Regions from separate parts of the Homo sapiens genome. Here regions 1 and 3 are each linked to region 2. Evidence: chromatin loops called from intact Hi-C (ENCODE). Cell type or tissue: PC-3. All regions are shown on one strand. Region 1 holds the start of MIR4645 (microRNA 4645). Region 2 has its middle 29 kb from the start of SERPINB9. Region 3 overlaps MYLK4 (myosin light chain kinase family member 4).

The links. Hi-C counts contacts between places; a loop is a spot of excess contacts. Peaks named below come from ENCODE experiments on the same cell type or tissue, not always from the same donor. Only the 100,000 strongest peaks of a DNase experiment are listed, where the experiment ranks them.
Region 1: it touches region 2 in a loop (6-fold over the local background); 103 of 110 quality-filtered maps call a loop at or near these places.
Region 3: a loop joins it to region 2, with 10 times the contacts of the local background. A loop is called at or near these places in 13 of 110 quality-filtered maps.

Annotation. Positions count from the first base shown.
Region 1 is chr6:2,851,353-2,856,352 of GRCh38, reverse strand. MIR4645 (microRNA 4645) reads left to right here and starts at 2,246; the gene lies at 2,246-2,322. It also overlaps the pseudogene SERPINB9P1. RefSeq lists enhancers at 960-1,089, 1,150-1,209, 1,786-2,526, 3,822-4,011. In PC-3, a CTCF peak has its summit at 2,007 (motif pointing right); a DNase peak (open chromatin) is centred at 2,482; H3K4me3 peaks cover 1,193 bases; H3K27ac peaks cover 5,000 bases.
Region 2 is chr6:2,929,898-2,934,897 of GRCh38, reverse strand. No RefSeq gene overlaps it. Among named protein-coding and RNA genes, the nearest start is that of SERPINB9, 29 kb to the right of the region's middle. In PC-3, a CTCF peak has its summit at 2,529 (motif pointing right); a DNase peak (open chromatin) is centred at 2,507; H3K27ac peaks cover 295 bases.
Region 3 is chr6:2,736,403-2,741,402 of GRCh38, reverse strand. The region is part of intron 2 of MYLK4 (myosin light chain kinase family member 4); the gene reads left to right. Among named protein-coding and RNA genes, the nearest start is that of MYLK4, 12 kb to the left of the region's middle. In PC-3, a CTCF peak has its summit at 2,829 (motif pointing left); a DNase peak (open chromatin) is centred at 2,812.

The DNA.
Region 1 (5,000 bases), 79 kb after region 2:
GGGGTACAGGAAACTTGAAGATTCTTGAGCTGCAGCCCTGTTTTGATTTGTAGTTTTTGTTGCAATATACACCTCTCTACTAGGCACAGGTGACACATGGGAGCTTGTGTCGACATGTGGGAGCCCTGTACAGGGTCCAGACCTTGAGGTGCCAGGCAGCAGAGCCTGTGGCTGGGAATGGGGGTGCGTGGGGCTTATCTTGGGCCTCACATAGGGCCTCAAAGTTAAAATGTTGAAATTATTTCCTAGTAATCTTACTATACTTAGAGTCACAGAGACAGATACACTGAAAAGACGGACAGAAATTACTTTAATGATAAAAGTTAAGCTCATGTTCCATGAAAGAAATGCCATAAGAATGTTTTCTAAATCCTATGCTTAACTTCGGAATAGCGCAATTAGATTGCATTGCATTTTTGAAAGATCACTTGTTAAATACAAAATTTTAAAACATACCACAATATTTGGCACTTCATTTTCTTTATTAAACAAGGAGACTCAGAAAATCATAGTGGCCTGGGCCCATGTGAACCTCTGTGAAAGCCTCCCACAGGGAGAGAGGACTGGGATGCCATGGTCCTAGGTGGGAATGGGGGGAGCAGTGTAGGCCTCGGTGCGGACCCAATGCTGGGGCCCTAAGGCTCTCTCCTCTTTTCTTCCAGGTGGAAAATGAGCTTATATATGAAGAAGTCAGCGAGTGGACAAAGCCAGGCGCAATGGATAGCAAAGATGTGGAAGTCTCCTCGATTCAAGTTACAAGAAAACCGCAGCATGGAGTCTGCTCTCAGCTGTTGGGGAATTACCGATGCCTTTGACTAAGTCAAGACTGACTTTTCCAGAATATCACCCAAGAGATAGAGCCGTCCCTGTCCAAGTTTGTGCGCTAGCCCTTCATGGAGGTCAGAGAGGAAGAAACAAAGGCAGCTGTGGCCTCGGCGGTCACAGTGTCAGAACGCACAAGCCCCATAAAGAGGTTTCACGCAGGCCACCCATCCCTTTTCATTCTCCAGCAGAACAGGACAGAGAGCGTTCTGTTCTGCGGAAGGTCTTCCACTCTACAAGGCAATCCCTCCAGCTGCTTTGCTGTATTGTGCTGTCTCCTGTCACACTATGAATGCAGTGACCTCAGCCAGCAACAGGGAGAACCCCCCTGCCTCCCGAACAAAGGACCTCACGTGAAATCCTGAGCTCAGAGCTTACAGATATGTGTGCGCTTTCACTTTACATCGGCCGTGACTTCCAAACAACTTCAGGAAACTTTAGGATCTCTGAGGTATACTGGAGATGACAGCAGCGTAGAATGTTCATTTGGATTTAGAACAGAAATGCTTATTTTATATTTGGCTGCTCCCAAACTGTCCCCAGACTTCCTCTCCAGTGGTTACCCTCCACTGCCCTGGATGTCCCACGTTTACACTCCACACTCACACCTCCACCTTAACAAAGTCCTCCACTGGGTCAAACCATACATCGCTTCGTCTCTGTAGTGATGACTTCCTGTCCTCTGCTCTGTGGATAAAGACCCCAGATAAAGATGCCTGTGTTGCTCAACTCTTGTAAATACTCTTGAGACATTTTGAAAGCAGAAGGAAAGGAGACAGACGGGGAAAATAAAAGGGATGGTCTGCTTGTGCGGAAACGTTTTGAGAATGCCCTTCCCTAAGAGAGAACAGTAAAAGTGAGCAATACTTCCTGAGCTGTGGGTTCATATGGCTGGACTGTGCTGTTTCTCACGGGAGAAGTTCTCGTCTCCCCTGCGTGTACATCCCTGTTTGCCAGCCTGGCCTTCGGTGTGGTGATATCATGGTGCACTCCCAGGAGGGAAGTGCTTGGTCAAGACTTCTGCTTGGGTTCGACTATCAGTTCTGGTTTCCTTTAAGGCACAGGATCTTCCCTTTAAGGCACAAACACCCCCTTGACACAAAGTAAGGGACAAGGGAACTTTAAACCATTTGGAAACCCAAGCACAATAGGCTGTAGGTTGTAAAAAGAAATTACAAAGGTAATTTTATCCAGAAGAGGGAGCAGTTTAACTTCTGCAGGGTAAGATTCAGATTCACTTTTGTAACTGAACAGGGAATTTTCTAAATATTTTGAAAATGCCGAAACATTTCCTGTTGGCATTTCACAGAAACGTTCAAAGTTCCCTAATGATAGTTTCCGCTGTGCTCACTCCGGAGGCTGCTAAGCAACCTCAGTAATTAGCTCGATTGAGGAAACGAAACTGTGGGGGACTCAGTTTCCATGATAGGGAAACCAGGCAAGAAATATTGTCTCCTCAAGTTGCGACGAGACAGTAGTTCTTGCCTGGTTTCTCTATCATGGAGTCTTGGTTGGACTCTGCTATGCGTCTCTTGATGAAATGTGATACTAGCAATTGAACAATTAAGAAAATGGATGGCGGGGGGTGGAGCGGTTTGTCACTACTGGAGTTGCAGAGGCTCAGTGGGGGAACCTGAGAAACACTGCGTCCCCCAGGTCATCACCGCGTCAGCACTGATGAGTCATGTTGATGGCATGGACCCTGAATATGACACAATGAGATGTCACTTTACCTCTGTGGCCTTTCCCAGAAAAAACCATAACCCCAGTCTAACCATGAGAAAAATATAAGACAATGGTGCAGGCAGGGCATTTCAGGAGAGGGTCAGGTAAAGGGGAGGGGGTCCCAGGAGAGGGTCAGGGGAGGGGACTTCAGGAGAGGGACAGGGAGAGGGGAGGGGGCTCCAGGAGAGGGTCAGGGAAAGGGGAGGGGGTCCCAGGAGAGGGTCAGGGAAAGGGGAGGGGGGTCCCAGGTGAGGGTCAGGGGAGGGGACTTCAGGAGAGGGACAGGGAGAGGGGAGGGGGCTCCAGGAGAGGGTCAGGGAAAGGGGAGGGGACTTCAGGTGAGGGTCAGGGAAAGGCGAGGGGGTCCCAGGACAGGGTCAGGGGAGGGGACTTCAGGAGAGGGACAGGGAGGGGGGAGGGGGGCTCCAGGAGAGGGTCAGGGATAGGGGAGGGGGGTCCCAGGAGAGGATCAGGGGAAGGGGTGGGGCTTCAGGAGAGGGTCTGAGAACACACAGGCAGGCAACACCTTAAAATCCCATCTCAGTCAGCAATGACTCCTCATAGGGCCACCACGAGCTTAAATGTCACTTAAATGTCCCTATTTGCCAGCCTGGACTTCGGTGTGGTGATATCATGGTGCATTCCCAGGAGGGAAGTGCTTGGTCAAGACTTCTGCTTGGGTTCGACTGTCGGTTCTGGTTTCACATGCACTGTGTGAACACGCTTCATACAGAGGGTCAGCACCGCACTGTGTGAACATGCTTCATGCAGAGAGCCTGTACTGCACCAGGTGAACACACTTCATACAGAGAGTCAGCACCGCACCGTGTGAACATGCTTCATACAGAGAGTCAGCACCGCACTGTGTGAACACGCTTCATACAGAGAGTCAGCACCGCACCGTGTGAACACACTTCATACAGAGAGTCAGTACTGCACCGTGTGAACATGCTTCATACAGAAGATCAGCACCTCACTGTGTGAACACACTTCATACAGAAGGTCAGCAATGCACCGTGTGAACACACTTCATACAGAGAGTCAGCACTGCACTGTGTGAACATGCTTCATACAGAAGATCAGCACCTCACTGCGTGAACATGTGTTATACAGAGAGTCAGCACCGCACCGCGTGAACATCCTTCATACAGGTCAGCACTGCACCATGTGAACACACTTCAAACAGAGAGTCAGTACTGCACCATGTGAACATGCTTCATACAGAAGATCAGCACCTCACTCTGTGAACATGTGTCATACAGAAGGTCAGCACTGCACTGTGTGAACACGCTTCATACAGAAGGTCAGCACCGCATTGTGTGAACATGTGTCATACAGAGAGTCAGCACCGCACCGTGTGAACACGCTTCATACAGAGGGTCAGCACCGCATTGTGTGAACATGCTTCATACATGAGGTCAGCACCTCATTGTGTGAACACACTTCATACAGAGTCAGCACTGCACTACGTGAACATGCTTCATACAGAGGGTCAGCACCTCACTGTGTGAACATGTGTCATACAGAGAGTCAGCACTGCACCGTGTGAACATGCTTCATACAGAGGGTCGGGTCAGCACCGCACTGTGTGAACATGCTTCATGCAGAGAGTCTGTCCTGCACCAGGTGAACACGCTTCATACAGAGAGTCAGCACCGCACCGTGTGAACACGCTTCATACAGAGGGTCAGCACCGCACTGTGTGAACACACTTCACACAGAGGGTCTGTACCACATTCCGTCAACATGTGTCAGCACCATACCATGTGAACACGCTTGGTACAGTGATATACATGCATGTGGCAGAGCTGTGAAATTATGACCTGCTGCAGACAGACTTTGTACACTGTGCTATCAGCCAACTGGGCAAATGTGGACAAGAGTCCCTGCATGTCTCTATTCACCAGGTGTCTGTCAAATGAAATGGGCTGAACTGGATAATGGCAGGTCTGACCCATGATTACTGCCTGTAAGAGCTGAGTTATCCCAGAGTGTAGGCGTGGGATATTAAAATATATATATATGCAAATATATTTGGGCTGGGTTTGGTGGGTCATGCCTGTAATCCAGCACTTTGGGAGGCTCAGGCAGGCGGATAACCTGAGGCCAGGAATTCAAGACCAGCCTGGCCAACATGGTGAAACCCCGTCTCTACAAAAAAATACAAAAAATTGGCCAGGCACGGTGGCTCACGCCTATAATCCCAACACTTTGGGAGGCCGAGGTGGGCAGATCACCTGAGGTCAGGAGTTTGAGACCAGGCTGGCCAACATATAGTGAAACCCCAACTCTACTAAAAAAATACAAAAATTAACTGGGAGTGGTGGCAAACGTCTGTGGTCCCAGCTACTTGGGAAGCTGAGGCAGGAGAATCGCTCAAACCCGGGAGGTGGAGGTTGCAGTGAGCCGAGATACCGCCACTCCACTCCAGCCTGGGTGACAGATCAAGACTC
Region 2 (5,000 bases):
TCACTGCATTCTAATATAGCCTGTAAATTTATCCAATTAAAAATAGGAAGTCCATCTAAAGTTTCTTCCTCCAAGTCAAGATACGCCAAAATTCAATTACAGAATTTGAGAAAGTTAAGTCCTATTCACTATTAAGCTGATGCTGTTTAATTAGTTTCTCCTTTGGTTTTGTAGAACTTTGAATATCTTCCTGTTTGCAAACTTTGTTTTCTATGATTTCAAGTAGCTAAAAGCCTCCAAAATTACATTTTTGGGTGCTTCACTCTGAATATTTTGACTATTTCTAACTGATTTTGAACAAAATGCACCTGAAATTTAGAGGACTCAGTTCAAAGAAGGTTAGTAACATTACAGAGCATTTCGGCTGATTTAAAATCGTTCTCCAAAAGAGCACACACAACTACATTTCAATTGCTCATGGGCAGCAAAGATGAAAAGCAGGCACTGCCATCAATACATCATCAATATCATATCATATTTGTATTCATCAGCAGCTTCATCACAAATATTCTGTAGGAACTATATAAAGAAAATTCATACATTTTGATAACTACAAGATGCTATTTTGAACAGAAGAATATTGCGGCTTGATTAATAAAATTCAAAATGTGTGTTCATCTTAACCAACTCCAAGGTTGTGACTCATCAAATTTGATTTGTATGAAAACCTTCCCTGATGCACATTTTAACTAATTTTTTTTTGAGATGGAGTCTCACTCTGTTGCCCAGGCTTAACTACATTTTTAACAGCATTTATTCACAACATATTATATATTTTCCCTGTGGGAAAGGGAACTTCTAAAAGCTTATTTTTAATTCTATCCATGAATTAGATGAAAACCTTACACTGCTTTTTAATTTGAAACATCTGATGAAACTTACTTGAACAAAATGAAAGTTTTTCTTCTGCTAATGCAGCCAATGCTTCCATGTATTGCTTTACTTTTTGAAAATGACAGAAATTAACTTCAAATAGCAGTCATTTGATCAAATGAACAGCCTGCTTTACAAACTAATATATAAATATATCCTCTGCAATGCACTTGATAGATTATTATCTTTGGACAGAATTTTCTTTCTTTCTTTCTTTCTTTTTTTTTTTTTTTTTTTGGAGACTGAGTCTCACTCTGTCGCCCAGGCTGGAGTTCAGTGACGTTTATCTTGGCTCACTGCAACCTCCGCCTCCCAGGTTCAGGCGATTCTCCTGCCTCAGCCTCCAGAGTAGCTGAGACTATAGGCACCTGCCACCACACCTGGCTAATTTTTGTATTTTTAGTAGAGACAGAGTTTCACCATATTGGCCACGCTGGTCTCAAACCCTGACCTTGTGATCCACCTGCCTCGGCCTCCCAAGGTGCTGGGATTACAGGGGTGAGCCACCGTGCCCGGCCAGAATTTTCTTAAAATAAGTTCTAACTTTTGAAGGAGGTGCTAGTATTTCCTTATAGATTAGCATCTTATAGTTTTTACATGGTCAGAGATAGCACTATGGTGCCACTGGTGAGTGGTAAGCAGCAACATTTTGTGCACACTAAACATTCCACCTCTTGTGATATGAAAATTCAGTACTTAATTTTTGAGCTCACTGTTTGCTAAAAGGATTTATTGCAAAATTAAAGTATAGCCAAACAGGCTGGGTGCGGTGGCTCTTGCCTGTAATTCCAGCACTTTGGGAGGCCGAGGTAGGTGGATCACCTGAGGTCAGGAGCTCGAGACCAGCCTGGCCAACATGGCGAAACTGTGTCTCTACTAAAAATACAAAAAATTAGCCAGTTACGCTGGCGGGCGCCTGTAATCCCAGTGCTCAGGAAGCTGAGGCAGGAGAATCGCTTGAACCTGAGAGGCGGAGGTTGTGGTGAGCCGAGATGGTGCGACTGCATTCCAGCCTGAGTGACACAGTGAGACTCTGTCTCAAAATAATAAAATTAAGTAAAAAAGTATAGTCAAACAATAAAATAAATGGCTGTAGATTTTCCTATATAATGAATAACAAAACCACTGTAGCAAGAGAGTTTGGGCTTATATCTATAATAATTTATAGCCTCTATTTCCTCTATTTAAATATGCCTCTATTTTTATATAGCCTCTATTTAAATATGCCTAAATTATAGTTTAAACTGTGTACCTAAACTATACTTTTCCACGTTTCCAACTGACTGCCAAATGATGGCTTCTCAAAAGCCACAGCACGAGCCACATTACAACCCAGTGGCTGTCAGGGGAAAGCAGTCCCAAATAATTATCTCCACAGTACTAGAGTCCAGAAGGACGTAGCTGTCCCTAGCTGCTTGTGAACAAGGATTAAGTTGTTTTATCAGTGAGTGAGTTCCTTATGTCCTGTCCTTGAAGGGGGAGACTTCTGGAAAGGATCAGACTCACAAGTTGCCTGTCAGATTTAACCAAGATTAAAGTGAGCATCCTGCACCTGCTGAGTCACTTAGCAATTGATTGTCTCTTGGCTCTAGAGCCTCCTCTCATGTAACCCTGGAGTTGCTGTCACTTCCCTAGATGGCACAATGCTACGCTTCGTCACTAGAGGGTGCCAGTGAGACACTGCCAGGAAAGCCCGGTAGAAAGACACCTGTCGTTCCCAGTTCTGGTTCTCCTGTAACCACTCAGTGCAGGGTCCAGCAGCCCACACAGACCATCTCTAGCCTCATTCTCATGTTTTCTCCATGCAACAGCCATTTCTGCAGTCGCAACAGCTGCAACCTCAGGCAGCTGTGTCCCTACCTGGCCTTTTGCTTCTGCGGACGGCTCTGGCCTGCCACACCCTCTGGCAATGGCAGACAGCTCCTGGTGGCCCACTCTGACCCATGCACTCTGCCAGCAGCAGCTGCATGTTTCTGTGACAGCTGCATCCTCTTCAAAAAGATCTGAGTTTCAGCCCGAAGTGTGTGTGGGGTGGGGGTGCGGTAAAGGTCTCCTAACACTTTAGTCTTTCCTCATCCATTCTCACTGGGCCTGTGGGTAACAGCTGCCCCTTTTTCACATGCTGCGTCTGTGCCCCTTTTCCTAACAATCCTTTATATTCTCCTCTGTTCACATAGCTGATGTGGCTTTGTCTCCTGAGTGGACCCTGACAGGTGTAAGTGTAGTGGGAGCTCACAGTACAAAGTAAAGACCTGCCAACCCCCCTCCTGTAGCTGTTACTAACAACACTTCATTGAAAATGAAAAGCCTGTGACAAATGCTGACCCAGGCAGGACACCAAGGCAACAGGTATAACTGGGACTGTCCCAGACAAGCCATGCTGTATGGTCATCCTGCTGACATGCCATATTCCAAGAGGAGATGAGGATTAATATTTCCTATTTAATTTTCCTGTCTGCATTGCATGCAGTCAGAGCACCCCAACAAGGAATGGATACATTTAGAAGACAAACAGGCCTCCCTAACTGCCACCCAACTCCTTGTCATTTAATACTTCCAGGTAATACCCCTGGAATTAATAGGGTTTCTCATTCGACAAGGCACTAAGGAGACGCTAATGGCAGCTTCCAGGTGGGATCATGTCCGAAACACATGTTTCTCTCACAAGCTCCTTCAAACAGAAAAATCCGACAAACTAATTAATATGACGCTTTTCGAATTGAGGTCCACCGGGTTCCACACATTCCTGGGTCAGCAAGCATTCTCCAACATTTCTCTTCAGTGGCCTGCTTTCATTTGCTAATGATCTTTGAAAAGAGGGTTGGTTAATTTGATATTTACATTTTTTTTTCTTTTGGAATAGCAAGAATTCCAAATGTAATGACCTGTTCTGTGAAAAGTGGCGATTAGTGGAATACCTAGCAAATATTTTTGAAAAACTGTAATGGATTGCCTTTGTAGGTAAAGATGCATCTTATTGAAAGAGGGTGGAATGATCATTTTAAAACATCTATTTGAAAGTTTTTCTTTCCCTTGTTAAATGATGTTATTGCTACAAAATGATGTTAAAACTCATATACTTATTTTTAACACTTGGAAATGTAATTTTATAACCTTTAAAAAACTCTTCCAAGGGCTGGGCATGGTGGCTCAGGCCTGTAATCCCAGCACTTTGGGAGTCTGAGGGGGGCAGATTGCCTGAGCTGAGGAGTTCGAGACCAGCCTGGGCAACACAGAGAAACCCCGTCTCTACTAAAATACAAAAAATTAGCCCAGCGTGGCAGCATGTGCCTGTAATCCCAGCTACTTGAGAGGCTGAGGCAGGAGAATTGCTTGAACCTGGGAGGCGGACGTTGCAGTGAGCTGAGATCGTGCCATTGCACTCCAGCCTGGGCAACAGAGCGAGACTCCATCTCAAAACAAAAACAAAAACAAACAAAAAACTCTTCCAAAAAGAAGAGGTTTGGTTGGTTTCAAATAATTAAAAATATAAATATATAAAATCTTAAATATTATAATTAGACATAGATTGACAATCAAACATCAAGGCTTAGTAAGCTTTTATCAATGTTTTTATTTTATTTAAATCAACCCATATAATCCCAGTGCTTTGGGAGGCTGAGGTGGGAGGATTGCTTGAGTCCAGGAGTTTGAGCCCGAAGCGAGCTATTGTTAGGGAAGCGGGAGCCCAGGAGAGCCAGAATAACGCCATTTTAAGTTCAGCTTCATCTTGAGACTAATGAGGCACATTCTTTTCCAGTCACCACCCATGGTCATAAGATATTTACACTTAAGGAAACAGCTTAAAGACACCTGCAGGGACACAGTCCTACAGCAACAGAAAGTCAAGATGTCCCAATGCCCATAGCAATATATGCTTTCAAGATAATTATTGTTTGAGACTCAGTCTTGCTCTGTCGCCCAGGCTGGGGTGCAAGTGGTGTGATCTCAGCTCACTACAACCTCTGCCTCCTGGGTTTCAGCGATTCTCCTGCCTCAGCCTCCCTAGTAGCTGAGACTACAGGCGCGCATCACCACGCCCGGCTAATTTTTGTATTTTTTAGTAGAGACGGGGTTTCACCATCTTGGCCAGGCTGGTTTTGAACTCCTGACCTTGTGATCTGCCT
Region 3 (5,000 bases), 190 kb after region 2:
TTGTTTTAATATGAGAAAAAGACCTTTATTTGCTCTCCCTGAAAGTTAGAACAACGTCGTCAAAAATACAAATGTGGCAAATCAAGTCTGTGTACCTAAGTAAGAGAATGGTTAGCATACTTGATAACAAAATTCCTAAATATAGATGCCCAAACTACGATCCTATCCACTTACCTAAAACATAATGGTTATAAAAGGCACATTTATCTATTAGTTTCCCAGATCTTTTTTTCACACACCACTATCATGATTTTTGCTATATTTACATGCTATCTTTATTCCTATTAATATTTTTCATATGAGTCATTTAAAACATTTTTAGCCAAAGCAAAAATAAAGTGAAATCATGGTTTTGATGTTTTATTTATAGATTTCTAATGCACAGTAACACACACATAAGTTTTAAAAACGGTTTGTTACTGTATGATCTAAAACCACCTAAAGTCTCTTGCAATGAAGTGGCCCAAAGTCAGTCTCTGGACATCCGACTCAGGAAGCTATTCCAGGTCTTTGCCCTGTGGTATTTGGCCCTTTCACTTATTTGTCATTTTCTGCCCACCACATGGTGACAACAACAAAGTCCACTTCCTTCAAGAGAGCAGACATGGAGAAGACTGATCGTAGGCAGCGTTTAGTATAGAAAATGAGGAACAGGTAAAGTTTATGTAGGATTTCTTATGTGCCCAGCACCATGTCTCTACGATGTCATTCCTGAGTTCCTACCAGAAAGCAGAGCCCAAGCATGCGTGAGGGTGGCTTGTTTTGTGAACTGACTCCAGGGAATAGGTGTGGGGGCTGGAGGAGTATGAAACAGGGAAGGAAAGAAGCCCCAACAAGGTTGAGTTGCCAAACTGGCTACTTCAGACAGGATGACCTCAGAGCCACCTGCCCATAGGACTGAAGCAGGCAATTGGCACTGATTCCCCGGGCGCCATCTCCACCATCGGGGGTCTTGTGGAGTGACTATCCCCCTGGCATTTTCAGTTGCATATGCATAAATGCCAGTTCCCAAGAAGGTCCCGCAGCAATGCCAGAGAACCCTGGGAAGAAGGCGTAATGCAGTGGCCTGAGGTGAAGCACTTTCAGACTAGACCTCTATGGAGCTGGTTGCCACAGTACTGGCTGGAGCAGAGGTGGGGGAGAGCATGCGCGGAGGACAAGGAGAGGTGCACCTATTCTGATGCCTTTAAAGTCTCACTGTCAGCCATGAGGTAGGTACTATTTCCTCCACTTTACAGTGGAGACCCAGGAAGGCTCACTGACCTGCCCAAAACCCACATGCAAAAGAGCTGGGCTTTGAACCCCATGGTGGGCACCTAGCTTGCACTCTATGCCACCATGAAGGATTGTCCTGCTATACCCAACTTCGTGCTTCACAGTTAAACATCCTGTTCAAGCTGAATCACTGGGGTCAGGAGATGCAGCTTCCAGTCCTGGCCCTGCCCTCCCAGTGGAGTTCTTTAAGTTCTTTACACAACAGTATATGCAGGTCAGTTTCTGCAGCCCCCTCTACTGCACAGGGTTGCTCTTAGGGCCAAATAAAGTACCATGCATGTGTGAAAGTTCTTTGTAAAATGTAAAATGCTGTATGTTAGTACTGCTATCAGTACATTTCTCTTATGTGCTTAAGTATATTTAGGCCCTAGGTCTTCTTAAATATGGAGATACAACCTGTACAGTGCCTCCTGGCATTTTGTATTAATTGTAATGATTTTTTAAAACCTCATTTGCCATTTTTAATGGGGAAAAGTATCTGATTTGCCAGTCCATTGAGGGTGATAGTATGCTATGTGCTCAATTGGATACCAGTATAAACATAATCCATGACTCATGGCTGCCTCCACTTGGGGTTTCAGATGCACACAGGTTGTCATGGCGTTTCCATAGTGAATGGGACACTGAAGGCTGTGCTCTGACCCACAGGTTGTAACTCAAAGATTAGGGACCTTAATGCGTAGGAACTTCGGGGGTCAGCTCATTCAAACCCTTCTCTGAAGAGAAACTGAAAGTCCGGGAAAAGTCAGATGGACTCACCCAAGATTCCTTAGTGTCTCAGCTTTCCTTTAAATATTTATGCCTAGATTCTGTATTAATTTACTCAGCAAATCATTACTGAGCCACCACTGCACAAAAGACACTGTGTTGGTTCTGGTCAGGCTCTCCAGTAGTGATCTGCCTGCCTTGGCCTCCCAAAGTGTTGGGATTCCAGGTGTGAGCCACTGTGCCTGGCCGAAGTTGGTAGAATTCTTATCTCTACCTTTTAGGTGAGCAAACTGAGGCTTAGTGAGGTCAGGAATTGGCTCAAAGTTATGAAGCTATATACCATCTGATCTTTGAATGCATTCGCTTGCCCAACATATGAAACAGGTGCTTGGGTCTCTTTGTAGAAATTTTAACTGAATTCAAAATATTTATCAACTATTAACAATCCCAATAGAGTGGGACATATTTTACAATGGATAAACTTACATTAACATATCATTATCACTCAGAGTCCATGGTTCACATTAGGGTTCACTCTTGTTGCTGCACATTCTGTGGGTTTGGACAAATATATAATAACATGTATCTACTGTTATAGTAACCTAAAAATTAAAAAGTGTCAAGATGAAACATTATTTGAAAACAAGCGCTATCAGTGATGAATTTTCTAAGGACAGTTTTTTGCCACATGATCTGAAGTATGTTTTAATGATTGTTGCTTTGGTTGGTTGGTTGATTTCTTTAAGCAACTACAGCCAGCCTAGATAGATGAAAACGTCCACTTTCTTTACCACCACAAATTGAGGTTCTTCTCTGCAACTGCAAGGTGACAGTGACCTCCAGTGGGGAAAAGCTGCAAAAGTTACTGCGGCAATGCAGTGAAGTCCCAGCATTTTAAGCTAATCCTAATTGTTGGAACGAATGTCAGGCCACTCTCAGCTCTCTGTTCGTAGACACAGAAGCTGCTAGGAAAGACTACACTGGAACTAATGATTCCCTCATGCATATAGAATAAGGCTGGAAGATTATAAACTAAATGCAGTTTGCCAGCATGCTCTAAAATACTTTGTTTCATTAAACAATGTATTAAGATGTTTCCTATGCTCAGTACTCTGTTAGTCATAAGTCTTGACTACAGAGTGGAACTGACATTTCACTAAAGATAGATCAGGAAGGTGGGTAATCCAAAATTTATCCTGTTTAGCTTTTTATAGTGTCACCCACTTGCTAGTTTTGCAGGGTTGCCTACTCACATGTTTTGCCTAATAATGAGAAGTTATAATGTGACACATTCTTACTGTGCAATCTAGTTTCACATAAGACCACCAGCTGGAATTTCGTTTCTGCCTCTTGCTACTTCTATGACATCAAGGATATTATTTAGCCTCTCTCAAGTATTTCCTCATCTGGGGTTAATAACATTGACCACCCCCCCCCCACCCGCCCCCGGCACCCCACCCCCAGCAGAGTTGTTGTATAAAGCAGTTAACACACTGCTTGGCTTAGAGAAAAAAAAAAAAGCTACATGAACAAAACAATACACTCTTACTACTAATGTAGCTAAACTTTACACCATCTACCATTCTAGTAATTTATAGGGCATATTGTCTGTGACCCAATATCTTTCCTGCTCAGAGTCCTACAGATCTAGTTTCCTGAAGGACATTTTCTTCTTTCATGTCTTTCCACACTTAATTTCTTTCTGTGGGTGATGCTGTCAGGTTTCTCAGGCACTGGCCTGGGATCCTAGCATCTTGATGCCACATTGCCTGGAGCTATGGACTCCCCCTCCCTCCCTGTCATATTCTGTCAGATACCAAATTCTGCACATGATTTCTTGAAATGTATCTTACATCTCTCCTTTTCATTCCTACTGGTATGACTGCAGAATGTGTTCGTTCCTCCCCACCCCAACTGTCCTCTAAGGATGTGAACAGATGAGTTACCATCAGAGACTGAAGAAGGAGAATGGAACTTCATCCAGTCCAGCAAGAATAAGATGCCCATGTACTACCAAGGTCACAGGTGTGAAAATGCCTTGGAAAATCAAAAGCATTAAGCAAGGCATAATGGTAGGATCGTTTTATTGTTATTTTTTGTTATTTTCTGAGATGGCGTCTCGCTCTGTCGCCAGGCTGGAGTGCGGTGGCACGATCTCGGCTCACTGCAACCTCCGCCTCCCGGGTTCAAGCGATTCTCCTGCCTTTGCCTCCCGAGTAGCTGGGACTACAGGCGGGCGCCACCACGCGCAGCTAGTTTTTGTATTTCTGGTAGAGATGGGGTTTCACCATGTTGGCCAGGATGGTCTCGATCTCTTGACCTCGTGATCTGCCCACCTCGGCCTCCCAAAGTGCTGGGATTACAGGTGTATTATTTGATGTGCATAAGAACTTAGCAACATAGGCTTCGTAGAACATGAGAGAAGGCAGAGACTATTTTATTGGAGGAACGCAACTCAGTATGTCATGAGAGCCAGGTGATGGATGGCTACTTTACACCTGATGCAGACAGTGTACAAAGATTTATAAATTAGGAAATTACAGCAGTTACTAACAAAAGGGGCAGGAGAGATTCCTTTGGTGTCTTGTCCAGAACCTTTGTGTCTTAATATGTCAAATGCCAAACCACCAGACCTGACTTACCTAGCTGTTAGATACCACAGCAGAAGCTGTGTTTCCACCTTCCAGTTTCTGTCCTTTTCCCCTGAGAATTGCCACAGTCTGTTAGAGTGTATTTTTAAATGAAATTAGCTGGGGATGTCAGGAAGAATGGAAAGCCACCAGGCATACAGTCTAGCTCTGAAGCTAGTTCACCATAACATAATGACTTATCATTGAAACCCATCAGAGTCTACTTCCCATTATCTATTTCAGTATTATGTTTTTGCATGATCAATATTCTCTTATGTGAGATTTTTAATATTATTCCAACACATAATATTAGAGATTTTCAATGCAGGTTAGAGTGTTAAAGGCCCTGAGAGGTTTCTGTTAAAAAATTAGCTGGGTGTGGTGGCA